Regions from separate parts of the Homo sapiens genome. Here region 1 is linked to region 2. Evidence: read pairs that join two places in POLR2A ChIA-PET (ENCODE). Cell type or tissue: PC-9. All regions are shown on one strand. Links, peaks and the distances in the headings refer to the core of each region. The heading gives the core; the rest is flanking DNA.

Region 1 (17,117 bases), core at 5,331-13,330, 73 kb before region 2:
CAATCATGCCAATTTTATCACACTCCCTGTATGTCTCTTGTACAAAGAATGAGAACTCAAAACATCTGTGGGAAGAAGGCACCAGGAGAATGATTTCATGCTTGATATATTTGCATACATTGGCAATAGCAAGAAAAAAAAGCCCCTATTTTGAACTAATTCAAGTACATAGGACCAAAATATATTTTAATAGTTCAACATTGAATTCAGTGAGTTCTTAGACACCAAAGGAGGAAATGTCTGCTTCAATTGCAAAATAAAACTGACACTGATTCTAAAAACATTAAATGACATCAAAGTGGGCCGTGCCAGTCTCATATTTCAGACGTGACTTAGTGTTGTGTATTTTTCCAGAGCCCACCTCATCTGGGAAAAACTACTGCTAATGATTTATGTATGATTTATCACCACCAACCCCACGGTAAAAGAGTGAACTAGCCAGTATCAACCTGATTTTTACACCAGAGGCCAGAAACCTCTTTCCTTCCTATCGCCTGGGGTAACTTAGGGGCGAATGTTACCTTTTGAACATGAAACACCCTCAATCCCTGTATTTCTTTCTCTTCCCCTTGACTCATGAAACACCCAGAGGTAAAAAAATAACAGGGGGTGTGGGAGGCAGACACCCACATAAAGAAGCAGAATTTATGATTTGTATCTTACAGATTTGTTAATGGGTTTGCTAACACTTCTTTCTTTCATTGACTTGGTGCTTGAAACTCTCATAAGCGTGTAATTTTCAACTCACAGTGTTCCCAGGTGAGGCATGGTTGTGGCGATACAGCAGACGGACACCCACAAGTTATTTCTAACAATAATGACCTGCTCCAAGGGTCATTGCGGACTTTAATTTTAAAGGGTGAGCTTGAAATATTTCACATCATTGTGACATATGACTATGCCACATTTCAATAAATGTTTTCTTTCTTTTTTTTTTTTTTTCAAGACAGAGTCTCACTCTGTCACTCAGGCTGGAGTGCAGTGGGGCAATCTCTGCTCACTGCAACCTCCGCCTCCTGGGTTCCAGCGATTCTCCTGCCTCAGCCTCCCAAGTAGCTGGGACTACAGTTGTGTGCCACAGGGCTTGGCTAATTCAATGAATGTTTTCTGTCCCAAATTGAAAATGTTTAAAGGAGGCAAGATTCATACTTTTACATAACAGAGGGGCAGCTCTTATCTCCACATTGCCTAAGATGTTATGATTTTAATTTCTGCAACGTAGTGACCATGGCCTTAAAAAAAGTCAGTAATCACATTGGACTATCTCAGTGCGGGTCACAGAACACAAGTTTGTAATGCTTAATGACATCTGTGGGAACTGCTCTGTGAAAACGGAATTTCTGAGCTGAGAAGTCCACATCTCTGTTCATCTACATGAATTTATTAATCAGTTAACAAATAAATACTCAACATTTATTCCATGCAACGGTAACAAATATGAGGGAACCAAAAAGTATAAGACACGGTGCCTGTTTTGAATTGCTTACAATGTAACTGAAGATAAAAATTACTTCATAAAAAACCCCATATTCATCCTTGGCCGGGAGCGGTGGCTCATGCCTGTAATCCCAGCACTTTGGGAGGCCGAGGTGGGCAGATCACGAGGTCAGGAGATCGAGACCATCCTGGATAACACGGTGAAACCCCGTCTCTAATAAAAATACAAAAAAAAATAGCCGGGCTTGGTGGCAGGCGCCTGTAGTCCCAGCTACTCGGGAGGCTGAGGCAGGAGAATGGCGTGAACCCGGGAGGCGGAGTTTGCAGTGAGCCGAGATCGCGCCATTGCACTCCAGCCTGGGCGACAGAGTGAGACTCCATCTCAAAACAAAACAAAACAAAACAAAACCATATTCATCCTTCAAGAATCAGCTCAAGACTCCTACCTGGCTCTCCTCCAGTGTCCTTCGCCGGAAGAGTCAATCACTGCTTTTTCTGGACTTTGCACTACTTTCACTCTGAACTGTAACGATTGCTACGGGCACCTTCTACACAGTTGCCTAGTACAGTGCAACATGGTGGGTGTTCGACAAAATGTAAGTTACAACAACAACGAACAAAGGAGCCAGTGCACCAGAAGAACCAAAGAACATTCTGGATTGTCATAAGCATAAAACCAGTGGGGCAGAATGAGCGCTCACTCCAAGTTGGAGTGGTCGGTGGGGACATCTGAAATAGACCAGACCTTCATGCCTGGGATGGTCAGCTGTAGGGAATTACGCATATGACAGTGAAGATGCTATCCCCATCATCCAGGCAGCTTCTTTTGTTTTTTGGTTTCTTTGAGACGGAGTCTCGCCCTGTTGCCCAGACTGGAGTGCAGTGGCGCGATCTCGGCTCACTGCAACCTCCGCCTCCTGGGTTCAAGCGATTCTCCTGCCTCAGGCTCCCAAGTAGCTGGGATTACAGGCGCACGTCACCACGCCCAGCTCATTTTTTGTATCTTTAGTGGAGACGGGGTTTCACCATGTTGGCCAGGCTGGTCTTGAACTCCTGACCTCGTGATCCGCCTGCTTCAGCCTCCCAAAGTGCTGGGATTACAGGCGTGAGCCACCGTGCCACCTGGCTGCAGGCAGCTTCTTGAGAAAGGGTCCTGGTTTTGGGGATACAGATTTATAGGAGATAAATTGAAACCTTGCATTCTTTTCTTTTTTTTTTTTTCTGAGACAGGGTCTCACTCTGGAGCCCGGGCTGGAGTGCAGTGGTGTGATCTTGGCTCACTGCAACCTCCACCTCCCGGGCTCAAGCAATCCTCTCACTTTAGCCTTTCAAGTAGCTGGGACCACAAGTGTGTACCACCATGCCCAGCTAATTTTTTGTATTTTTGTAGGGACGGGGTCTCACCACATTGCTCAGGCTCATCATGAACTTCTGAGCTCAAGTGATCCGCCTGCCTCAGCCTCCCAAAGTGCTGGGATTACAGGCATGAGCCATCATACCTGTTTTTTTTTTTTTTTTTTAAGCTTAATTGAGGTATGATTGTATGATTGACTTAAAATAAATTGCACAGGTATACACTTACGAAGCCATTACCACAATCGAGATAATAAACGTATCCATGATCCCCTAAAAGCCCCCATTTCTCTCGGTAACCCCGTTCTTCTCCCTCCCTGTGCCTCTCTACCCCCAAGTAACCACTGCTGTCTTTCCAACGCTATCAATTGTATTTTCTAGAATTTTATGTAATGAAATCATAGAGTATACACGTGACAGAACTATTTGAGCTGCATCCATGTTGCGTTATATAAGTAGTTATGCCTTTCCATGGCTGAGTGGTATTCTATGGTATATACCACAATTTCCTTACCTATTCATCTATTAACTGACAACGGGGTTGTGTGATGGTTAAATCTGTGTCAACTTGACTGGACTGAAAGATGTCCAGATAGTTGGTAAAACAGTGTTTCTGGGTGTAGCTCTGAGGTTGTTTCCAGAAGAGATGAGCATTTGAATCAGTAGACTGAGTAAAGAAGGTCGCCCTCACCAATGTGGGCAGGCACCATCCAATCCATTGAGGGCTGGAATAGAACAAAAAGGTGGAAGAAGGGCAGTTTGCCCTCTCTATTCACTCTGGGACGTCCATCTTTTTTCTGTGCTCAGATAGTAGTTCTCCTGGTTCTCAGAATTATACTACTGGCTTTTCTGCATTTTCAGACAGCAGACTGTGGGTCTTCTTGACCTCCATAATCTCACGAGCCAATTCTCTAATAAATTACACAAATACATATTTGCCAAGGCTCCCCGGAGTGGTAGAACCAACATGATGTCTAGCTATCTGTCTATCTGTCTACTTACCTATCAGACATGTACGAGACACACAAGAAATACACACACACACAGATACACATATGCATATCTTACTGGCTCTGTTTCTCTTAGAGAATCTTGACTAATACAGGTTGTTTCTAGTTTTGAGCCATTACAAATTCATGTGCAACTCTTTTTATGCACAATGCTTTCATTTCTTTTCAGTAAATCTCAAGAAATGTAGGTCTATGATCCCTAGAAGTCAAATGGCTGGGTCCCACGTTAGGTATTTGTGTACCTCATTAAGAAACTGCCAAACTGTTTTCTAAAGTGGTTGTACCCGTTTACATTCCCATCAGTAGGGCTGGAGAATTGCAGTTGTTCACATCCTCACCAACACTGGGTATAGTCAGTCCTCTTAATCGTAGTCATTTTAATGATATGTACTGGTATCTCACTGTGGTTTTAATTTGCATTTTCCTAATGACTAATGATGTTGAAGATCTTTCCACAGCTTTTTTGCCATCTAAATATTTTCATCAGTCTCTTCAGCCCTTTTGTGACTTTTAAAAAGTGGATTGTTTATATTCTTATTACTGGGTTTTGAGGGAGTTCTTTTTATATTCTGGATAAGTCCTTTATCAGATATGTAATTTGCAAATATTTTCTTCCAGCTGTGGCTTGTCTTTTCATTCTCTTAACGTGTTGTTTGAAGAGCAGAAGTTTTTAATTTGATGGAGTCTAACTTAACAATTTTTAAAAATAAATTGTGCTTTTGTTATTCTAAAAAAGCTCTAACTCAAAGTTTCAAAGATTTTCTTCTATGTATTCTCCTAGAAGATTTATAGTTTTAGGATTTATATTTATGGCTATGATTCATTTTGAGTTAATATTTATATATTGTGTGAGACATGGATTAATTTTTTTTTACATATGCATATTCATTTGTTCTAGCACCATTTGTGGAAAAAGCAATCCTTGCTTATGGAATCACTTTTGCTCTTTTGTTGAAAGCCCACTGGCCATGTATATCTGGGTCTGCTTCTGCTTTCTGTTTTCGCTCATTTATTTGTCTATCTTTATGCTAATAAGACACTGTCTTCATTACTATAGCTTTATGAATATGAGTTATTTACTTTGTCCTTGTTTTTCAATGTTGTTTTGGCTATTCTAGGTATTTTGCATTTCCGTAGGGATTCTATAATCCCCTTATCAATTTGAACATAAAAATCTAGTCTTCCTGGATTTGATGGATTGCATTGAATTTATAGATCAATTTGGGGATAATTGGCATCTTAACAATATTCTGTTTTCCAATCTATAAACATAGGATATCTCTGTATTTATTTAGGTTTATTTAATTTTCTTTATAATTTTCTTTTTATTTTATTAGAGACAAGGTATTGCTCTGTTGCCCAGGCTGGAGTGCCATGGTGCAATGTAAGCTTGGACTCCTGGGCTCAAGTGATCCTCCCGCCTCTGCCTCCCAAGTAGCTAGGGCTATAGGAATGCACCACCACACCAGCTAATTTTTTCTTTTTTGTAGAGAAGAGGTCTTGCTATTTTGCTTAGGCTGGTCTCGAACTCCTGGGATCAAGTGATCTTCCCACCTTGGCTTCCCAAAGAGCTTGGATTACAGGTGTGAGCTACCATGCTTGGGCTATTTTTACTTTTTTAGAGATGGGGTCTCTTTCTGTTCCCCAGGCTTGAGTATAGTGGCACAATCATAGCTTGCTTTCTGTGGTCATGAACTCCAGGACTCAAGTGATCTTCCCACCTCAGCCTCCCAAGTAGCTGGGATTACAGGTGCATGTCACCATGCCCAGCTAATTTATTTATTTTACTTTTTTAGAGTGAGGGTCTTGCTACGTTGGCTAGGCTAGTCTTGAACTCCTGGTGTCAAGCGATCCTCCTGCCTCAACTTCTGAGTAACTGGGATTACAGGTGTGAGCCATTATTCCTGTGGCTTTTTTTTTTGGGATAGGGTCTCACCCTGTCGCCTAGCCTAGGCTGAAATGCAGTGGCACAATCTTGGCTCACTGCAACCTCTGCTTCCCAGGTTCAAGCAATTCTCGTGCCTCAGCCTTCTGAGTAACTGGGATTACAGGCGCACACCACCACACCTTGCCGATTTTTGTATTTTTAGTAGACATGGGGTTTCGCCATGTTGATCAGGCTGGTCTTGAACTCCTGACCTCAACTTATCCACCAGCCTTAGCCTCCCAAAGTGCTGGGATTATAGGCATGAGCCACTGTGCCCAGCCCTGTGGCTTCTCTTAACAATGTTTCATAGTTTTCAGCCTCCAGGTCTCATAAATCTTTGGTGTAGTGATATATCTATATTTGCAATATATTCAGATAATAACAAAATGTTGATTGAAAAAAAGACAAGTAGATATAGGATGTGATGTTACGCCAGCTAAGAAAAAGCTTAGATATGGGCAGAGTGGGCGGTTTTTTCCATTGGGGCAGTAGAGGGCACCTGCCACCTTTTCTCTCATTTGCTCTGCGTCTCTTCTTTTTGGAGGAACAGAGCCAGTAATGGAACCAGAAAGAGTGAATTGCCCGAGTCACTGCTGGTGGGTCCCTCACACTCCATCTATGCACTTCAGATGGAATGGAGCCATCCTGTCACAATAAATGGGCTCACGGTTGTTTACTGGGCCCAAGCCAGGCCAATGAGCCTCATTACAATGAGGATGCGATGTTTTCCTTTTGAAGGGATTAGCTACTATGGGGAGGATATCTTAAGCCCAGAGCTGTGGAAGGCTACTTTTGTCGTCTTTTATTGAACCTGCCTGTCAAATCTAGAGAACTCCATCAGATTAGGTAATTATGGAATGCAGTTTGTGGTAACCAGCCTCCAATATCACCTTGGAGTTGTCTCTTGGATAGTGCTCCAAGATAGTTACCCCCAGTGATTCTTGCCACCTTCTAGTCATCTTTGTTGAACCCCGTTTGTGTGTGTGTGTGGTTTTTTTTTAGATGGAGTCTTGCTTTGTCGCCAGGCTGGAGTGCAGTGGCGTGATCTCGGCTCACTGCAACCTCCACCTCCCGGGTTCAAGCGATTCTTCTGTCTCAGCCTCCCAAGTAGCTGGGACTACAGGTGCCCGCCACCATGCCCAGATAATTTTTGTATTTTTAGTAGAGACAGAGTTTCACCATGTTGGCCAGGATGGTCTCCATCTCTTGACCTTGTGATCCGCCCGCCTCAGCCTCCTGAAGTGCTGGGATTACAGGAGTGAGCCACCGTGGTCGGCTCCCTTTGTTGTTTTTTGTTTTTTTTCTTTGAGACAGAGTCTTGCTCTGTCACCCAGTCTGGAGTACAATAGTGCAATCTCAGCTCATTGCAACCTCTGTAACCTCTGCCTCCCAGGTGCAAGTGATCCTCATGCCTCAGCCTCCCAAGTAGCTGGGACTACAGGTATGCACCACCAAACCCGGCTAATTTTTGTATTTTTAGTAGAGATGGGGTTTCACCATGTTTGCCAGGCTGGTCTTGAACTCCTGACCTTAGGTGATCTGCCTACCTTGGCCCCCCAAAGTGCTGGGATTATAGGCGTGAGGCATTGTGCCCAGCCCCACTTCCCACTTTGAACAGGACTGATCAATGTAGGCAATGGGATATTGCAGAAATGATGGCATTCGATTCCCAAAGGTAGGTCATGAAAGATATTGCAGCTTCTACTCTGCCCTCTCTTGGAACACATGCTCCGGGGGAAGCCAGCTGCACATCACAAGGACATCAATGCACTTAATGTGAGTTGCTCCCTGTGTGAGGTGGAACTGGAGCGCCCACCAACATGTGTTTGAGCTGCTCTCTAGCCTGGCCAAGCCTTCCCATGGCTGCCTCTCAGCCAACATGTTTCTTGCAACCTCATGAGAGACCTTAGCACCAAGCTCATCTGCTCCCAAATTCCTGACTTGCAGAAACTGTCTGAGGTAATAAAGGTTGATCGTTGCTTAAAGCCACAAAGTTTTGAGGTGACTTGTTACATGCAATAGATAACGAATACGTGGTCTAATATAGCTCACTCCGATTTGCCCCAGCTTAAGACAATCCATTTTTTCTTAACTCTCCTTGTTTTTATTTTCTCAATGACTCAGCTCCTTCTGGGCCAGAGTCCCTTGAGAGATTGCCTGTCCTCAGTGATTGACCACACTCTGTTCCTCGCCCGAGCCCTGCTGCCGGAAAGCCCCCTTGGCCACAGTCATATTAAGACATGATCCTTAGGTTTCCTCCTCACAGACACCACACCTGATTCTATAGTCCTTGGCTTATTTCCATGCTCTCATTGGAGCTTTTTCCTCCCTGCAAAGTTCCTCTTTCCCCAAGTAGCTCCACTCCTTGCATTGCACTTTTCTTGTATTTTCCATTCTTTTTTCTCTACCTCTCTCGCTCTCTCTTCTTCTCTTATAATCATAGAATTTTCCAAATATGTCACTCCCTAAATGTGTCTACTTTTTCACAATACTGGTGACTTTGTCTGTGCCGTGTGTTACACTCATTGGTCCATTCATTCATTTAACAAGTACTTCTTATGTTCCTGCCACGTGCTAGGCACTAGGCTAAGTGCTGGAATACTTCTGCCTGGAACACCCTCGCCTCCGAATGCCCTCTTTCTCCACCTGAGCTTCCACCCAAGTGAATTCATCTGACTTTTATTATGGGCTCATTCAAGGTCAGACACCGCGCTAGACATGCTTTAAACCTCAACTCAAATCACAATTTCTTATAAGACTTCCTTTTTCCTCCAGCCAGAGTTAATTGCTCCCACCACACTCTATATTGGCATTCCCATAATGTTTTGTTTGTTCATTTGTGTATTCATTCATTATTTCATGGGCATTTTTGAGAGTCTGCTATATGCCTGACACCATGTTAGGAGCTGGGAAAGCATGGTGTGAGGTAAGTGCCAACAGACATTTGTACCTAATGCAATGGAAACTCCAAGGTAGAGAAACTAATTGCATGTTGTAATTATTTCCCTTGGTCCCCGTGTTCTTCACAGACCTTGAGCTACCTGAAAGCATGGATTACCTCTTCTGGTTATTCCCACAACCTAGCACAGCCTCTAGCGCACGGAAGGTACTTAATAAAGATTTGTTGTGTGTTTGAAGCTCAGTACATGCTATTTGACAAATTGGGAGCCAACCTGCGTTGGATCATCAAACAGCCACAGGAAAGTAATTATCTCCCTGGGCCATCACATTTTGGTTTTTATCTTTTCTCCAAGTTGATTTAAAACAAAAGCTCATCTACAACTTAATTACATTTCAGCCCCTCTGGCCTGGTCAGGTTGGCAACATGCCAAACCCACAGGTGGAGTCATAGGAGCCGGTGGGTAGGTAGGAAGCGGCGGCTCGAGAATATTGGGCGCTTAGAGAGAAGTGAAGGAGGAAAATAAACTGCTGGAAGACGAGTTCGAGGTCAAATACAAGGAGGGCCACCTTTAAATTTTTTTTTCCTCTGGGACGGAGTCTTGCTGTGTTGCTCAGGCTGGAGTGCAGTGGCGTGATCTCAGCTCACTGCAACCTCCGCCTCCTGGGTTCAAGCAGTTCTCCTGCCTCAGCCTCCCAAGTAGCTGTGATTACAGGCATGCGCCACCACACCCAGCTAATTTTTGTAGTTTTAGTAGAGACGGGGTTTCACCATGTTGGCCAGGCTGGTCTCAAACTCCTGACCTCGTGATCCACCCGCCTCAGCCTCCCAAAGTGCTGGGATTACAGGCATGAGCCACCACACCCAGCCAACAACATTCTAAATTTCTATAGGGCCAGCCAGCCCTGATAAAAGCTCAACAAATTAGTTTTAGCCTGCAGTCGGAAAATAAGCAAAGGATCTTAGATGAGCTAAAGGCTAAAACCAGAAAATACCTGAATAACATTGACAGCTTTGCCCAACCCTGTTTACGAGCTGCTGGCCTGCTGTTTGCATCCTTGCCAGCTGCAGACTTGCGTGGCTGAGAAATGCAGTCAAAGTTGGTGAAATGACTTGCAGATTTTACACCTAACAATGAAAAAATTTATTTACATAAAATAGGATCTGCTGAGGGGACTCTCGTGAATTAGTTTCGGGGTAGCTTGTGGTTTCTCCACAGGTTGCCAGTTACCCTGGTGGTTCAGCGAGGCTTTTTTGTAGGCAGAATAATTCATTCCAAAAAACGAGATGATGAGATAAGAGTATGCTCTGAGATATTTCACTGTTTGGAAGACTTGCATTCCAATGTGGATAGTAAGCTAATTTGCTTATCTTAATCCCATCTTTGGATTGACTAGCATTTCAAAATGATAACGTGTTCTGGAATCTCAGACCTCCCTTTGGAAGTGTTCAGGCAAAGCAGCTTGGTTAGATTCCTTTAATGTCACTGCCACTTTGCTAAAAACCAATAAAATCCTGCTATAATAAATATGATACTATAGAAATCTCCATGTCACAGTAGTCTCACATCACAGCATTGACCCATTTATTTTTCCCAATTGTATATGAGAAAAAAATTGTTTCACCAACAAAATAATTACATAGATTGTAATTCAGAAGTTACTTCCAGATTTCCTAATTTGGTATGGGCAAGTTTATTTTACTAAAATGGTTTGCAATAGACACGGTTTCATTTAAGCTAAGTTGACTTTCTGGTTACTTGTATTCTTGGATGATTCCTCTGGGGGACTGAGGTGCCCCTGGCAATGCCAGTGAAGAAGGCAACACAGACTGAACTTTTTCCCCCTGTCCTGGCCACTTCTGATTGCTGAACTGAGTGCTCTTGACCAATCTGTGAAGCCAGATGTCCTGGATGCTTGTGAGTTTTAGCCCCTTTTCTATACTTGGGAGATGCCCTGCCTGATCCTGGCTCCCATCTTGGAGGCTGAAGCCTCCATATCTTTGCCTCCCCAGCCTCGCTTGACACCAGGTAAAGGCTTGGCTTACCAGGTTCTGCCCAGCAGTGACAGCAGAGAACCTTTAGTGGCAGGGAACTCAAGGGGCAGTATGGGGGGGTGTCTGACACCCACGGGAAAGGTGGGCACGGGGCAAGAAATGCAGCCTGTGTACAGCACCCATAACACCCGGGTCCTCCTGGAGCAGTTCTGCGGGGCAATCCCAACTATGGTCCCGCCCATGTGGGTGCCCTGCGGGGCTCTCTAGCCTCCATGAACCACCCTATAACCTGTCAGTGAATTTTCTCCTCGCTTAAAGCAGCAGGAGTAAGTTTCAGCTGCTGACATTAAGAGCCCCTGCTGATTCCTTTATTTCATGTTCTAGTCTTCTCTTTTATCTCCAGTCCTTTTCTTGACACCACTGTTCCATGTCCCCCTCCACCAGAACAAAACATTTAACTTCCACTCCAGTCTTTGTCCACTGGTGCTGCTGTAACAAAATACCATAGACTGAGCCATTTATAAAGAACAGAAATGTAAGGCCGGGTGCGGTGGCTCACACCTGTAATCCCAGCACTTTGGGAGGCTGAGGCAGGCAGATCACAAGGTCAGGAGATCGAGACCATCCTGGCTAACACGGTGAAGCCCCGTCTCTACTAAAAATACAAAAAATTAGCTGGGCATGGCAGCGTGCGCCTGTAGTCCCAGCTGCTGGGGAGGCTGAGGCAGGAGAATGGCATGAACCCGGGAGGTGGAGCTTGCAGTGAGCCGAGATGGCGCCATTGCACTCCAGCCTGAGGGACAGAGCGAGACTCCGTCTCAAAAAAAAAAAAAAAAAAAAAGAACAGAAATGTATATTCTCCCAGGTCTGGAGTCTGGGAAGTCCAAGATCAAGGCACCCACAGGTCCAGTGTCTGTGAGGGGTGCTCTCTGCTCCCAAGATTGTGCCTTGAGTGCTGTGTCCTCACACGGCAGAAAGTGGACGGGCAAAAAAGGGGCAAATGCTGTGTGATGTTTCTTTTATAAAGGCCTTCACCCTAGTCACTAGAGCTCTGCCTTCATGACTTAGTCACCTCTGAAAAGCCCCTTCTTTTAATACTATCACAGTGGTGATTAAGTTTCAACACTTGAGTTTTGGGGGGTACATAAACACTCAAACCGTCATCACTCCCAATACCCAGGCAAACGCTAAGTCATGTTACATTCACTTGTTCAGCTAACAACTATTTATGAAGCTCACCCTCTGTACCGGACAGCATGTAACACTGGGGAAGTAACAGTGAGTTCCCTGTGGTCCTAGGTCCCAGGATATCATTGTCTAGTGTCCACATACCAGGTACTAAAATGCACACGGTATCCTGCACCACAGAAGAGGAGAGTCATTTATTGACCCTGTCCTCTTGTTCTCATTCTCGTTCCTGACAGACTTGCAAAGCCCTCCTGCCTTAGAATTCCTCAGAGTGGGACAAGACCAGCTGCCACCGCCACAGGACTGGGGAGTTTGCCAGAAAAGCACATTTTCAGGCCCCAGCCCACACCTACTGGATTTGAATCTCTGGGGCGGGAGCCTGGGAATCCATGTGAAGCAGCTCTCTAAGGGATTCTCACCCACCCTACAGCTGAGAAGCACTGCTGTAATGGGCCTTCCAAACTCCAGTTTTCTTTTTTAAGCCATTATTTCCCTAACACATGGTTCTGATAATGCCGCTGCATTGAGAAGAAATCACCAATGTGCCACTGTACATTGAGTAACTTCCGTCCTTTCTGTGCTTCTTTCTTGTTGCGAGGAGCAGAGACCCATTCAGGTTGCTGACACGCGGGAGTTTATTGTAGGTGTAACTAAAGCACCTTCTCCTGACCACCCAGGCAAGGTGTCCTGACATTCCTGTTTAGCCCCAGGGTGTGTCTAGCTTTCTCCATGGGGTTACATGTTTCTAGGAGAGTTACTGGAGAGGTATTTTCAGTACCAGGAAAACATGGAAAATTGGGAAAAATAACAAACAGCTTCACCAACCAGGTCCCATGGACACCCTGAGGAACCAGAGGTTCAGGCGCTAATGAGATTTTCCTGCTGCCTCCTCATCAGCAGGCAGCTCTGCTCTCTACTTTCCTGCTCTACCTCTAAAAACAACAACATATCATTCGTTTTATTTTGCATCAAAGGCAATTTTCCAGGCTGTTGAGGATTTTAGGGAGCATTAGGGGCTGCATCTATTATTAATACCTTTTAAACATTTCTCCCCAGATTTATAAGATTTGCACTTATGATATTTTTCAGAGCAGTTCTTTATTTCAGAAGAATCGAGCAGATAGAGTTCCCAGCCCAGCCCCACCATCTTGCTTCCCTGTTATAAACACCTTACATTGTATGGTACATTTGTTACAATTAATAAGCCAATATTGATATATTATTAGCAACCAAAGTCCATCGTTTATTCTGATTCTCTTAGTTTTTTTTTTAAACCTAGTATCTCTTTTCTGTTCCAGGACCCCATCCAGGATACCACAGGACATTTAGTTGTTCTGTCTCTTTGGGTTCCTATTGATTGTGACGGACCAAGCCTGTCCAATCCTCTGCCCATGGGCCACATGTGGCCCAAGACAGCTTGGAATGTGGCCCAACACAAATTCGTAAACTCTCTTAAAACATTATGAGATTGATGCACGGACCTTTTTTATTTTTTAGCTCACCAGCTATCCTGAGTGTTAGCATATTTTATGTGTGGCCCAAGACAATTCATCTTCTTCCAGTGTGGCCCAGGGAAGCCAAAAGATTGGACACCCCGTGACAGACTTTCCTTTTTTCTGATGACCTTGACAGTTTTGAGGAGTGCTAGGGAGGTGTATTGTAGGATGCTCCTCTCCTGGAATTTGTTTGATGATTTTTACATGACTGGACACGGGTTATAGATTTTGGGGAGGAAGGTCACAGAATGAAAGTGCCATATCAAGGGGACACTCTAGCAACATGAATTATGTTTTTTTTTTCTTTTTTTGAGATGGAGTCTCCACTCTGTCACCCAGGTTGGAGTGCAGTGGCACGAACTTGGCTCATTGAAATCTCTGCCTCCCAGGTTCAAGCGAGTCTTGAACCTGCCTCAGTCTCCCAAGTAGCTTTAATTATAGGTGTGTGCCACCACTCGGGGCTAATTTTTTAATTTTTAGTAGAGACGGGGTTTCACTATGTTGGCCAGGCTAGTCTCGAACTCCTGGCCTCAAGTGGGCTGCTTGCCTCGGCCTCCCAAAGTGCTGGGATGACAGGCATGAGCCACTGTGCCTGGCCCATTTATGACTGTTGATGAGGACCTCGATCACCTGAATGGTGCAGGTGATTGGAATGTTACTCTTTTTTTCCTTTTTTCCATCCTGTACTCTTGAGCAGAAAGTGACTATGTGTAGCCCACACTTAGGAGTGGGGAGCTATGCTTTATCTCTCTCAGTGTGCAGCATCTACATACATTATTTGGAATTCTTCTGCCTGGAAGGTTTGTTTCTTCTCCATTTATTAATTTATTCAACAATTTATTTATGTCAGTATGGGATCATGAACAGCTGTAGTATGCTTTGGGTTATAATTAAATATCACTTTATTTATTCCTTGCTGTCATTGTTCCAGCATTGGCCATTAGAAGCCTTGCAGTTGTCTCTGCGCCCCTCTGACATAGCTCCACCAATGGTGGGGGTGTGTGGGGGTGGGGGGGACACTTGAGTGCTTCCTTACTTCCTGTCACTACGAGAAGCTCCAGGCTCATCTTGCATGTTTCCTGCCCCAGCCTTAGAATCAGCCATCTTTCCAAGGAGCCCTGATTCCTTTGATTGGAAACCAAGATCTGGACTCTACGTGTGCTCAGTGCTACTGAGTGGCAGAACCACTCGTTGAACCTAAATGGGTCTGACTCCAAGTCTTGAGACGTTTCCATCCTGAAAGCGTTCTACCTCAGGTCCTCAAGTAATCTCACCACACACGGTGGTCTAGGTCATGTCTGCACCCTGTTGTTGGAGATTTTGAACCAGAGGAAGGGGTCACTCCGGCAGAGGTGGGGAGGTCACAGGATGACCTGGGCTTCCCCCTATGCTGTCCTCTCCTGGTTCTTTCCCTAGTGCACAGGAGATAAAGACACACAGCATTTGAGCTATAGTCAGGTCTGTGGCTGGTGAGCCCCAGACTTTACAGTGCAGTGGAAAGGGGGTGTTTGTCCTGTTGGAAGAGCAGATTCTAGGGCCCACCCCCAAAGGTTTGGATTCAGTGGGCTGGGTGGGACCAAGGTGGTCTGCAGGATAATTCAGATTGAGGTCTCTGCACATCACATCCTGAGAAACGCTGACTTAGGCCCTCCGGTTTTCAGTCTTGGCTCCTCCTGGGCCTCTGCATACATTTGTGGCAGACCTAGAGATGATATCGTCAGGTGAGTGTATGTATGCAGGAGCAGGCATTGGAGATGAGCCAGAGGGCAGGAGGTGGGCCTTGGCCGTGACCATGAAGAGGGAGAAGGGAGAAGGTTAGAGGTATCCAGAACCCAGGAACTGGGGTTACGCAGCTCTCAGATTATACTCCATGCTCATCCGAACTGCGACTTCAGATACAGCAGCATCAGATGGGAGACGTGCTGGGAGCGCGTAATGCTCGCTGCTTCCCGTGCATGTGCCTCACTCACTTCTGTGAACTTCCTCAAAGTCAGTTTTATCATCTACATTTTATGGAATTGAAAACTGAGGAGACCTAACACCGTTTTTAAAAATTATCCTAAGGCCAGGCACGGTGGCTCGCACCTGTAATCCCAGCACTTTGGGAGGTCAAGGCACTTGAGGTAAGGAGTTTGAGACAAGCCTGGCCAATATGGTGAAACCCCGTCTCTACTAAAAATACAAAAATTAGCTAGGCGTGGTGGCACATGCCTGCAATCCCAGCTACTCGGGAGGCTAAGGCAGGAGAATCGCTCAAACCTGGGAGGCGGAGGTTGCAGTGAGCCAATATTGTGCCACTGCACTCCAGCCTGGGCCACAGAGTGAGACTCTGTCTCAGAATAATAATAATAATAATAATAATAACAATATAAAAATAAATAAAATTACCCTAAGGTCACTAGCTAGGACTGAGAGTCTGTTTAACTTTAAAGCTCCAAGACCTTTCTTTCCTTTATTATTTTAATTACACAATTAATACATCAATACAGTTTCTAAAAAAAAAAATCCAACAGTCCAAGCACAGCAGTCTCCCCCTAACCTCAAAAGCCTCCTCAGAAGTAACCTGATATCAGTGGGCTGTGCAGATTCTTGTAGTCTTCTTTGCCTTTATATATGGAAATAACTTTTACGTTTGTTTTCACATAAGTGGAATTATGCTGACTGTATTATATGACTTGCTTTCTTCACATGATAGTAACTCCTGAGTGTTTCTCTATCAGCCACACAAATCTCCTTTATATTGGTAACATTCATCTTTAACCCAGAGACAAGATGAATGTTCAAAAACTGTAATCCAAACTCAGTTCTAAAAATGGGTGTGTGTTTAAACAAGAGCTGCTCAGCTGAGGCGGTTTTGCTGCTGAGGGGATTTGAGCAATGTCTGGGGACATGTGTGGTTGTCACAACTTGTGAGGGGGCTCCTGGCATTGAGGGGGTAGAAGGCGGGAAGGCACAGGTCAGGCCCCTGCAACAAGGAATTGTCAGGCCCAAAATGTCAATGGTGGCAGCACTGAGAAAATGTGATTGGTTTAAACCTACTTATCTTAATTGTGTTTCAACCGTCTTATTAAGGGGCTTGGTCAATATGTGTTTTATCAACACCAACCTTTACATAAATGAGTGCATACTTGGGAGCAGAGGTGGGAACATTGCCCTTGAGCTCAGGAGCTCCAGAGCAGCCTGAGCAACATACTGAGAGCCCATCTCCTAAAAAAACAAAAACATTAAAAGAGTGCTGAATAATAAGTCCATTTTAAACATATGGTAAGATTTCAGATTTTCTGAGGAAAAAATTAATTAGACTTGGCTTCTTCTCTTATTTGAAATTAGCAATACTTTTATACATCTCAAAGTGTGGTTTATGAAAGAGGCAAAATTGTCAATGACTACTTGTTGAATTTTGCTTCCTAACCATGTAATGGGGACAAGTGTTTCCGAAAACATGTTTTATATGGTTAGTTTTCCTGCAGATGGGAATTGTTCGCTGAATTATACTTTGTCCACTTAGGCTTAGGTAGATATGGATTCTGTGAAACTGGAAATCATTGAATGGTTTAAATACTGGATTAAAAGAAAAGGAACTATGGTAATTGCAGATCTGTTAGATGGAATCTGTCGTGCCCTAATAAGAGTGATAAGGAAGACCATTAACTGTTGGAAGCAAGTTGTTGGGTTCGAGGTTGGGAATTGGGCATGATTTGTTTCCTGTGTCACTACTTAGGTTAATTTACTCAGACTGCCATTTTTGTGTTGGAAGGAAATAAGGTCTAGGCCCTAAGCTTAGACTGTCTTCATGCCTAAAGAAGTCCAAC
Region 2 (11,296 bases), core at 1,406-9,405:
TCTGAATACTCTTGTTTTGCGTCAGCCAATTCAAACATAAAGGCCGCAGCACCATGGCAGAGGAGGAGAGTGCAGAAGTAGTTCTGCTTTCCCACCATTGAGGGCTAAGGTCTGGAATCCTTCATGAATACCAAGGTAAACCTGTCAGCCAGGGACAGCCTCTGGCAGACACTCTGCATGGCTGGAGGGCACAGACTCCACGCAGGGATGCGTTTCTGGAACTAATGATTTCTAGGGCAACTCTGATGGAAGTGGGCTGGGGTAGGGGAGAGGCTCAGGATGTTCTGGGAAGGGGGGGGCAAGATATCTATCTGTTAATGGTCCTCTGGTTCATAAAATGGAACAGGCAACCAGTGCTGCCATGTCTATATATGTTTTGACATCAGATGAAAGGAGAGAGAATCCCCATAAAAATACAAATACCTCACAGCTATTGTAAACACTAGAAACTTCTGAACTACATTAGTAAAAACCAAGCAGCCAATGTCTTGGTCTAATGTAAACTGCTGGAACTTTCGGCTGGGGCATGTATCAGCAGCCACATTAAGACATTTGCATCCCATCCATCTAGCTGAAGCATAAACAGGCCAATTAGATTTCTGACGGCTTAGCATATACAGTGTCTGCTCATTTATTTGACCTTGGTGAGGCCTTTATCAGGTTAATCCATCCCATCCTAGAAAATGGGAAGCCCTTTTAAGTGCTTGAAAGAGGAACCCTGATATTTCTGGGCGGGAACAACCCCGGCTGAGAGGAGAGCGCTGGGATTCCAGCTGCCAGGTTTCCAGCTGGGGGCTCTAATTCAGGCTAAGTTTCCTCATTCAGCATCCCCCACAAGGCTGAGCGAGACCCTCCTGTAACTCATGAGACCCCAGCACACCTTGCATTTCCCCTGGTTTTGCCTGTGAACTTGTCTCTCCCCTAAAAGACCTTAGGCTACACAGAGGGATATGGGGGTCCCCATTATTTGCTGTTGTGCAAATGGCACTTATGGGGTGCTTGTTATATTTGTGTTAAACGAGAAAGTAAATATGCAAAAGAAACTCTACTTGACATTGAGCTTTTATATCATAATGATAACGTTAGTGCCTGAAAAAGTGTATACTAAGAACAAAGGAAAAGCTAAAATCAAACTAAGAACTAAAATAAAACACAGACCAAAACATTTAACTCAGTTGGGCAACTCTCTACTTGGTATTGGCAAACAGGAATTTAGGAACTGGCTTGCTGGCTTAGCAGTAGTTTGTGCTGAGAAGTCTAGCTCCATGGACATTGCAGGGAGGTAGCTGGAGATGCAGACCCAGCCCTCATCCCACCTCCCGCCCCCCGAAATCGGCCCTGCACTTAGACCCTCAGATGATTCCTCAGCACATCGGTGTGAGAAGCGCTGGTCTACAGCGATTCCACTTCACCATTCACTCTATGCAAAAACTACAATAAGCAAGCTTGGCACTCATTCTAAGAAGGCGGCCTCCATGATGCCAAATTGCCCAGTGGGCTATGCCACAGGCCAACCAATGGACTCATCTCTTTCCCGTAATAAAACTTTGGCTAAAACTTCTAGTTGAAACCCTCTTCTTTTTACTTGAAGATAAGAAGCGTATCTCTCTCTCTGACACACACACACACACACACACACACACAACCTCTCAGTACTGAAGCGTGCCAAACAAACCAATCATTTCTCACATCTGGTTCTGCCCTGTCATGGTTCTAATCCTGGACTATCTTTTACTTATTGGTGATTCTGGCCTTAGAGCTCCATAAAGTAGCAGAGTTCTATCCAAGAGCAGGTCCCTCACAAAGCCATGGAGGCTGCTCAAAGAAGCAAGTGGTTTCCTCCTCTGCAGTTCTCAAATTCTTTTCAAAAGGAAAACTCACTGTTCTTTTATATTTCACAAAGTCATATTCTTAATTAAATCAACTGGAAACGACTTGCCTTGAGATCCAAACTAGGCTTAGATTCCCAAGAGTTGACACCAAAGTCCAATGCTAAATGCTTCCTAATTGTGGGGACTCGAATATGAAATCTGAGCACGTCATTTTCACTTCTTAAAAGAATAAAGTCAGGTGACAATTTTAGGTATTTTTAAGTTTTCCTTTCTACAGTTTGAAGGAGAGGGAGCGTAGGTCAAATGTGGCATTTCTTTCTGCAGTGTTTCTAACCCGAGACAATAATGGGCCACCTATTGGGTGATCCTTTGGCTTCAAGCTGCAGAGTTGTCTTTGCTGCCAGCCCCAAATCCTTTACCTTCTGTTTTCAAGATACTCCCCAAGACAGCTCTAGAAGAGAGCTTGTCTTTATACCTCCGAATATCTCTACGTTAACAAGTTCAAAAGAAAGCAGAGTCACGATGACGAGGTGCTGCAATCTACCAGATACAGAAGGAAATAAGCAACGAAGATCACCTGAGCTAATAACAATATTTTTTTTTTTGAGACAGAATCTCGCTCTGTCACCCAGGCTGGAGTGTAGTGGCGCAATCTCAGCTCACTGCAACCTCCGCCTCCCGGGTTCGAGCAATTCTCTGCCTCAGCCTCCCAAGTAGCTGGGATTACAGGCACCCACCACCACGCCCGGCTAATTTTTGTATTTTGAGTGGAGATGAGTTTCACCATCTTGGCCAGGCTGGTCTTGAACTCCTTGACCTTCTGATCCACCCGCCTCGGCCTCCTAAAGTGCTGGGATTACAGGCGTGAGCCACTGCACCCGGCCCAATCACAATGATTTCTAAAACATGTCTCCTTGCACACGCCTGCTTACCTGACAATGAAGTCGAACTCAGATCCCGCCAGCATCAGCACTCCCAGCAGAGTGGACACGGCGCCATCCAGGACGGGTGCAAACATGTGCTCCAGGGCAAGCACAGCCCTGCGGTTCTTGTCGCCGATGGCCGTCAGAAAGGCCTGTGCAATGAGGATGTTCACAAGATCAGGTTGCTGGACTTCACCTGGTAAATGCTCAGCTCTGTCCTAAATGTTACAAGCTCTCAGAACTGCTCACATCTTACTGTTTTAGTTGCTAGAATGTGTAATCAGAGTAGCTCAACTAGCAGCACCTAGACTTAAACTAAGATGACCTCTTCATGACACTGGGTCATATTTGGTGTTGACGTAAATCTTGAACACAGTAAAATCAAAACTATATAAAAATGGACAGAAATGTCCCCTTCTTTTCACTGATACTCACCCCGAAGTTTCCCCCCTCCTTAAATGATCTCACACCACTCACACGTGAGACCTCCAATTCCCACAGCACAGGATTCTGGCTAATGCATTGGATGGCTAAGAGCTTAGCTCAGTGTCCCAAGCAATTGGGTGCTACACACACTTCCTCACGATTATGCAGAGGTGAGACCTTCTGTCACTGTTTCAGGCTATGTTTGTAGTACATCTAAGCACTATGAGTGTATTGCAAGAAATACACAGGACCGTACATTTGAATCAAGCCCTTCTGAACATTGTGTGGACACATCCCTGTCTCTCCTGCAGTCCTAAAGCTCTCCTAGGCCAGAAATGCTGTTGATAACTAAACGGGAACTTTGCAGAGTAAATTCTGGAAGATCAGACTGTTGGCCTGAACGTGTGACCCCTGCAGGGAGTGTTGAACCTGGCACAAGTTCTCTCTCTGAAGTTCAGGCTGCTCTGGATTATGCCGAGAGGAGAGGGCTGGGTGTCTTTGGCAGGATGCGTTTCTATCCCTTACCTACCTGCAGAAGGACTGAGACGGTCGTTCTCCTTAACAGATGAAAAAATACAAATATACAAAGGTGTGCTAAGAGTTTTCATACTTTTCTCTCAAACAGGTTCTACTCTTTCAGAGTTGGTAAAGACATTAGGGTCAATATAGCTGCCTTCTGCTCTTGGGGCAAGGCACCAAAGGGGTTTTTCAGCCATGCTGGCTTGCATCATATTTGGGCCATGAGGCCATAAGGGCCTAGTTGTGACTACCCTGTCACACACTGTTTCTATGTTACTGAGACAGCAAATGAACGGGAACCCACTGATTTCCTAAAGACATTCATGAAAGAAGACTCTTCTTCACAGCCTTATTCTACCATTTTACAAACCTTGAAAGAGCAATAACTGCCAACTCTAAATGCAATTTCACATAGAGGATCAGAATACTGAAAATGACTTGGACTAGAAGTCCTAGAGTTTAGAGACTGCAGTTAGCATTTCCATGGTAAAAATCTGCTCTGGGATACCCATTTGCCCTGCTAGCTTCCAAAAAAGGTGGTTTCCATTTGCATCAGAATAAAATAACTTATGGATTCTTAACTCACATGCAAATTTATCTCCCTTTTGAAGAACTGTATTGGAATTATGGGTTTTCTAAACTCTAGGCTGGCACTCTTCTTTTTAAAAAAATAGTCCCTCCTCCCAGCTCAAAGGAAGAAAATAATTTGAGCAGGCTCAAAATTTAGAGAATACTGTTGCCATATTATTGGCTTTTTATGATACACTGTAAAAAAAATGGGATAACTTCAACAAAGCATTCCTTCCAAAACACAAAAGTTTACAATCTCTCAATTGTATCACAGTAGCCCTGGAAAGACTGCAGAAGGCACAAGGCTGCAGCCTATGTGGAGACATGCATGTGCCATGTGCTGAGCCCAAAGGAAACCTGTGCTAGAGATTGCAAAAGCAATGGCGGAAGTGATTTGGTCAAGCCCAGTGCTGGCTTCCTAGCTAGGGTATTTCGCACGTCGATATTTAACAGGTGAACGCATTTACTTATTGAATGCCTACTGATAACCCCAAGTTCTTAGGCTCTAATCTGCAGACAGAACATAATTTACACAGTTGTGATGTTTTGGATAATTCTTTGATAAATGTATACAACAGATTTATCTCTTGGACTAAAGATTCCTTCTGAAGTTTAATTACCTCCAACAAAGCATTCACAGGGCAAGATAGAGAAAAAGAGAGGGAAAAAAATGTCTGTTGAAAGCAACACTGGTTCTCTTACTTTCTGCTATCATGAATGTAGAGGCTGGGAGGTCTGAGGAACTGGGTGGGCTTAGGTAGAAGAGCCAGTTCCCCGGGGCTGAACAATGGAGCCTCCACTCCTAAGCCCGAGGGTACTTCCTTGGCTGCCAGCTCACCTCATCCTCAGTGATGCCATCCCCAAGCCTGTGAGTGTGGTCTCATTTTATCCCCACTGTTCCTGTTGTTTTTAAAACTCTGTGTATGCCCACCCACACACTCACCACATAATCCGCCTTATGAACAAACGTCACAACGTCAGGAATCGTGGGGGTATAATGACAGTCAAAGTCAGGTGAGCACGGCCCTTCAAGGCCCACTCCAACACACCAACCCTGCACTGCCTACGGCTGACAGGGCCCGCTGCCATGTACCTTCCATACCCCTCTCCTTAGCCTCCCTTGAGGGAAAGGAATCCAGAAATCTTGCAGGCTCTCCTAGGGGGCCCCTGTGCCCTGAGGCCTTTTCACTGCCACGCACAGGGAGAATGCAAGGTTCCCACTTGGAGACAAACAGAGCCAGAGGAAATGGGTTGTTTTTTCACAAAGTTTTTGCTTCAAATGTCTCCCATACCAAAGCAACGTGAACGGTGAACTCCACTCCTATGCCAACAGAAGCGATCAGGATGACCACGGGCACGGCACTGAGCTTGATTCCGATGAGGCCCATCATGCCGAACAGCTCGACCGTCATCAGCGCCAGGACCATCACCTGGAGCAGGGCACACAGTGGTCAGTGGGCGGGCAGGTCACCCTCTGGGGCTGCCCACAAGGGAGGTCGCCAGAGGGCTAAGGTGTCCTCGGTTCAGATCAAAACAATGAATGGACTGACTTGCTTTAACTCTGGACACTGCCTTTACTGCCTAATTCATCTTCCCGCTGGGAAGGGAGACTGTGGGACAGCTGATGTGTAAAGCTGTAGAAGGCAAAGTAGAGTGTTCTAATGCAAATTATTTTCCAATGTACCTTCTCCAGAAAGCAAAAAACATACAGAACAACTCCACCAGCGCAATCCACGAGGAATTGCACAAGCATGGCCGCATCACTTAGCTGCGAATTTCACAGTTTACAACAAGACCCATCTCTCCTCCTGCTTGGGTCTCAGCCGCCAGAGACCATCCGTGAACCCATCATTAAGTTTTTGGTTGCCTCACTCTCCATTCTAAAGAAAGCTGATAGGACGGGGTGAATAAAAGATTTGCAGGTCAAAGTAGTTTTGCTTTTGTGAGTGAACCTGCAGGCTAAGCAAAGATGATGTGGGGGCCAGGTAAGCGGGGAGGTCGTCATCAGCTGACGCTGTCAGGTTACAGGAGCCCTGCACTTTGAAGAGCTGGGGACAGCTGGGGTGGACTGAGCCAACTGTTAAAATCCAAGGAAAAGCTTCTTGCCTTTCATCTTCCTTGTAAAAATTTGTGGGGAAATGGAAATAAAATCTGTGAGTTAGATTTGGAGTTTCTTGGTCCAAAGCGGAGAAGATACAAATAAACAACAAGTTACCAGATGGAAGAGAAGGAGAAAAATGATCTTTCTTCTCTGGGGGTGGGTGGTGGGCAGAGGTGGAGGGAGGGGAAGGAATGATGAAAGATGGACAACATCAATTGCTAAGTGCCATGAAAACTCTCACAGACTAAACATTTACCTTTTAATGTACCTGCTGCACAGACTCACGGTGCAGACACAAAATCTGGCCTTTGTTTTTATAATTTTGGCATTTTAAAGGCTATACCATAGTTCACAGAATTTAAACATTGCCACGGTTTTATTAGACTCTACATGAAACTTACATCAAAATCTGAGAGTATTTTGGAGAAGGGATGCCAAAAAACAGGTTCGTAATATTAGTTTATCATTTTCCCCCAGGACTTAAAACACACAAAATCATTTTCTCCATATATCACTCTCCTAACTTCTCTGATTGTCCCTTCATGTTAAATGCAGAAGAACCTGCTATGTCGTTATTAGGCCTGGATGAGGTCACAAAATGACACTTTTCAATTAAAGAAAAAATGAGCTAGGCTTTGAGTGTTTTGATTTAATAAATGTTCAGAGCTGTGATGGAAGGTGTGCTTTAAAAAGTCCCCTATCTTTCCACAAAAATCTTCAAGCTACAGGAGAGAGGACCTACGAATAAGGCCATTAGAGGTTCTACCTTAACCATGGACCTCACCACCTCGAGTAGAATAAACATATTACGGATGATGCAAGCTATACCCTCCTCCAGAGGCCCAGACATAAACAAAACTTCCCGGCTGCAGAAAGAGCTATGCTGAAAGGAATTTGACTTCCACAAAGCCCCTTATAATACACTCACAATGATCCCGGCCGTCCAGGGGTTCAGAAGGAAGACAGCGCACACGAGGAATGTGCAGGCCAACACCACGCTGATGAACAGCAGCAGCCAGTGGCGGAGGCCGATGTACTGCTCCCAGAAGAGGAAGGGGTAGCCGTTGGGGTAACTGGACAGCCCCAGGCTCGTATAGTTGCTGCAGATGGTCCTTACTTTTTCAATTGCCTCCACAAAGTCTGAGGTGTCCCGCAAGCCGTTGAGGTAGAAAGGGAACTGGGCATACTCGATGGGCTCTGCTGCCGGGACTGGACAGAGAAGGGCACAGGTTAGGAGCAGCCCAGGGTAGAAGAGCATCACAGTTTCAATGGAAAGAGAGAAGAACTTTGCATGAAAGCTTACTGACTGCTCTTCTACATGATACAAAGAACAAACAATGCTGATCATAGCCTCCAGGCCTTTACGATCTTCCCATTTGGTTTAAAAATGTTTAACTCTGTGATGTGTGTATTTTTTAAGATTTGATTTTAATCTTCCAGCAGTCATTCTTTGTGAGGGGTCTAAAAACTCCAGGCTTACATTTTGGGAACATTTTTTTGTTCCCTTGACACATATGAAAATACCAAGTTCACACAGTTTTATTCAATCACTTGCAAGAGCAAAAGAACTCAAGAGTCATGCTTTCCTGAGAAAAATGCTTAACTTATCCTTTTAGTGCCTGAACAAACTTCAACCTTGTATGCTTCTTTTCTAATGCAATGCTAAGTCTTCAGCAACAGGGGAAGAAATCCTTACACAACAAGCATTTAGTTACTGCCGTTGTGTGTTCCAGACCCTCTGGGGTCATTCAGTTGACTTGCTAAACATGATTTGCCCTATTATAATCTCAACTATAAATTTTCATTAAGACAAGCCTTGGCTGCCTGCCACAGGGCTCTGGGCAGCACTGGATCCGGGGAAGCACTACTCGCTGAGTCTCCAGCCATGTTTGCAAGGGGACCCGTCTTCTTTCTCACATCCTCCCTTGGCCCGGTATCCAAAGCATACGCTACTAATATCTCCACCAGAAATGCAAATGAAATCCACACAGAACCACCTTTCAAACTCTGGGCTGAGAGGTGAAAGGAAGAGGACGCTGTTGTATACAGACTTTTCTGCTCCGGTTTAAACAGCTTTGACACAGTGCAGGTGCTTGGTGGCTTATAGGAATGACCCAATGTGCCAAAAATCCCTTCAACACCAGAGTTGACAAAGTTAAGATAAACATATAATCCCCAGCGATAAAACTCTGCAATAGTAAAATAACACTTAACCTGGAGGCGTCCCCGGTGTTCACAGGGAACAGCTGGCACGTGAGAGCAACGCCTAATGAACGTCTTAGCATTAAAGCTACGAATGGAGACGAGACACTGATTTCCCAATGTGATAGAGTGCGGGGGTTGTATCCCATTACACATCCTCGTCTCCCAGAGTTTTAAACGAGAAGAAATAGATTGTTCTGTTTACACTTCTGAACCCTGGGTAGCGTCAACGGATGAAGGCTGTTGCTGAGTTTGGAGAACCAGGGAAGGCACCTCTGTAAGTTCCCAGACCTCCCGATAAAACGCTACTTACTTCTCAGCCTTGTTTCAGGCATGTAGTCGGCTTTGTCGTGGACCCATTCTGGTCGGTGTGGCCGGATGTTGGCCTGGGAGGCAGCATACGCGACGGGGTCGTTGCTGACCCAAGCCGTCAGGTAGATGTAGAAAGCGCTGGGATTAATGATGCCATCTGCATCCACCAGACGCTGTTTAGTCAACTACAAAAACGGGAAGAACAGAGGCCTTTGAGAATGGGGTTGGGGGTAAACACACTTCTGCCTTGAGAGCACAGAAGCTGAGCTTCGCACAGCATTACAACAAAGAATAGAATGCCTACTGTTGAAAGTGTCGAAAATCCCATCAGAACACCTTTGATTTCTTTCAATGTGCACTTATCGGAGGATGCAATCACTGGCGTGTTTATAACAAACACAGTTCTGCAGATGGCCCAGGAATTGGCTGAACCAATTAAATCTGAATGCTAAAAGACCGTCTGCAGCCAAGGCAGAGAATGAACAATCTGGAGAAACATATTTATAGGAGGGGAAGGGGGAGAAACCTGGCAAGAATCCCCATGCACGTCTGTGTGCAGTTAACCTCTGTTGTTAACACTGAAGGAAATGCCACCCAGTAAATGGAGGAGAGCTATAAAAATAAAACAACATCTGTATAAATTTTGCTAACACTAGCCTCCTATGACCTGTGGATTCAAAAAATGCCCAGCGCCAGAAAGTGCAAGGGACGAGTGCACACCCTCAAGCCTCGCCAGGTGATCTTATTCCCGGAGGTCGTAGTACTCCGCACGCCGCGTCCTCTGCGTGGCCAAATGTGCTCCCTCGGCAGGAGGGCTTGTGGGCTTTGCTGAGGTGGGGAACTCTGTGGGACTCAGTATGTGTTTGTACGTTTTATATACATAGAAAAATTCCGTTTCCTGTTTATTTTAGATTCAGGCCTCATTCCTCGCTTTGGGTCTTTTTTAAACAAAATGAAAAACACCAGTGACAGCGGCTCCTAGAGAAGGAGTGAAGGAAGAAGGAGCAGGGAGAGAGTGAGAGAACTGGATTTCGGGGATCTGGATTCAATTAATCCACAGGATATGTAACAACTGCATGTCCTCAACACATCCCTGGAATCAAACAGCGCAGCCCGTGGCCTCTGTGCATGCAGCACGCCTTTCTCCCTCCCGGGAGGAGGAAATGGTATCTGGGGGTCTGGCCCAATCCCATTTGTCCCACAGTATCCCTGGTCCCTCGCCCAGCCCTGCTGCCTGGGCACTTTCCTGGTGTCTCTGAGGCAGACTCCTCTGCCTGCATCCTTGGGAAACGTGATGGTCTGCTGCCTGCTGCTGTGAGCTCAGAGTTTCACACTCCATAACAACTCTGAACAATGTACTTTGTAAATCTGTCACCTTGAATGCCAGCAAAAAAGGGGAGACAATAAACATAGCTGCTGAGAAGATCATTAGCATGACGGTTTTCTGCCTGAAGGTGAAGCAAGCAAGCTACAAAGAGCCAAGGGAAGAGGCTCCGAGGAAGCTGAGGTAGCCCGGGCCCCGTGCAATTGGAGGAGTCCAAAACACACTCCTGAACACACCTGCAGAACCAAAAGGGGTATGCTGGAATCCAAATGGCAGCAAGAAGATGCAAACACAAGTGGAGAATATGATTCCCAAACAGAAACGGTTATTACTGCAGGAGTGAGCAGAATGGCGCAGCCACTCTGATTCCAAGGGTGCACATTTCCGTTTGCTTCACTCATCACAGAGCGATCTGTCTACTCCTGGGGCCAGGGCCACCCAAAGATCTCAAATGTAACAAATCTTCCCATCCTTCTGTCACCTCTCCAATCTCCTAACCCACCCACCTACCCCAAATTCTGCTCATCCAAATGACTGCTACCCAAGAAATCCATCTTTCCAAGCTTGAATACCATCAAGACCAACAAGGTACCGAGTCCTAGAACTGAAAGAATCACACGCCGCTGCATTTCTAACATTGGAAAGAGCCTGCACTCTCTTGGCTGCACTTTATTCTGACAATTGTTCTGGTGGTAGGAACACGCCTGTCCCATTTGACAGATGAGGAAAGTGAGGTGCACTGGCTGGCCTGAGGTCACACAATTAGCTGGTGGGAGGAGGTGAATTAGAGTCACCCAATATTCTTTCTACCAGCTCCCAGTGCCTTAGGTCTCCAGAGAGCACAGGGTGGGGTCACACGCTGTCAAGCAGCCTCCACCAGGGCAGCGGCCCCGCAGCCCTGGAAGCGCCCTCAGTGCCCAGCAGCTGGAGTACCTGGCTGATGTCGATGGGCTTATCGCGGCTGCCGGTTTGCACCAGGAGTTTGTAGGCAAGGACTCCATCGTCTGATCCATTCTTGTAATTGTTTGGCATGATTTTCCCGGTTTCCCAGTCACTGTCAAATGCATCCTGAAGTCCTAGAAATGGC

Evidence for each region. ChIA-PET counts read pairs that join two places held together with the same protein. Peaks named below come from ENCODE experiments on the same cell type or tissue, not always from the same donor. Only the 100,000 strongest peaks of a DNase experiment are listed, where the experiment ranks them.
Region 1: POLR2A ChIA-PET joins it to region 2 with 14 read pairs; 3 of 35 experiments call an interaction of 5 or more read pairs at or near these places.

The regions. Positions count from the first base shown.
Region 1 is chr9:95,373,607-95,390,723 of GRCh38, forward strand. It overlaps LOC105376156 (a long non-coding RNA gene), which reads right to left. Exons shown (of 3, transcript NR_188614.1): 3 at 12,889-15,007. Among named protein-coding and RNA genes, the nearest start is that of FANCC, 64 kb to the left of the region's middle. In PC-9, for the core only: no CTCF peak of the experiment used is centred there; DNase peaks (open chromatin) are centred at 7,735 and 9,865; H3K4me3 peaks cover 1,256 bases; H3K27ac peaks cover 5,924 bases.
Region 2 is chr9:95,450,714-95,462,009 of GRCh38, forward strand. It overlaps PTCH1 (patched 1), which reads right to left. Exons shown (of 24, transcript NM_000264.5): 16 at 11,143-11,285; 17 at 8,887-9,070; 18 at 7,300-7,580; 19 at 5,563-5,700; 20 at 2,765-2,907. Among named protein-coding and RNA genes, the nearest start is that of PTCH1, 53 kb to the right of the region's middle. In PC-9, for the core only: no CTCF peak of the experiment used is centred there; no DNase peak of the experiment used is centred there.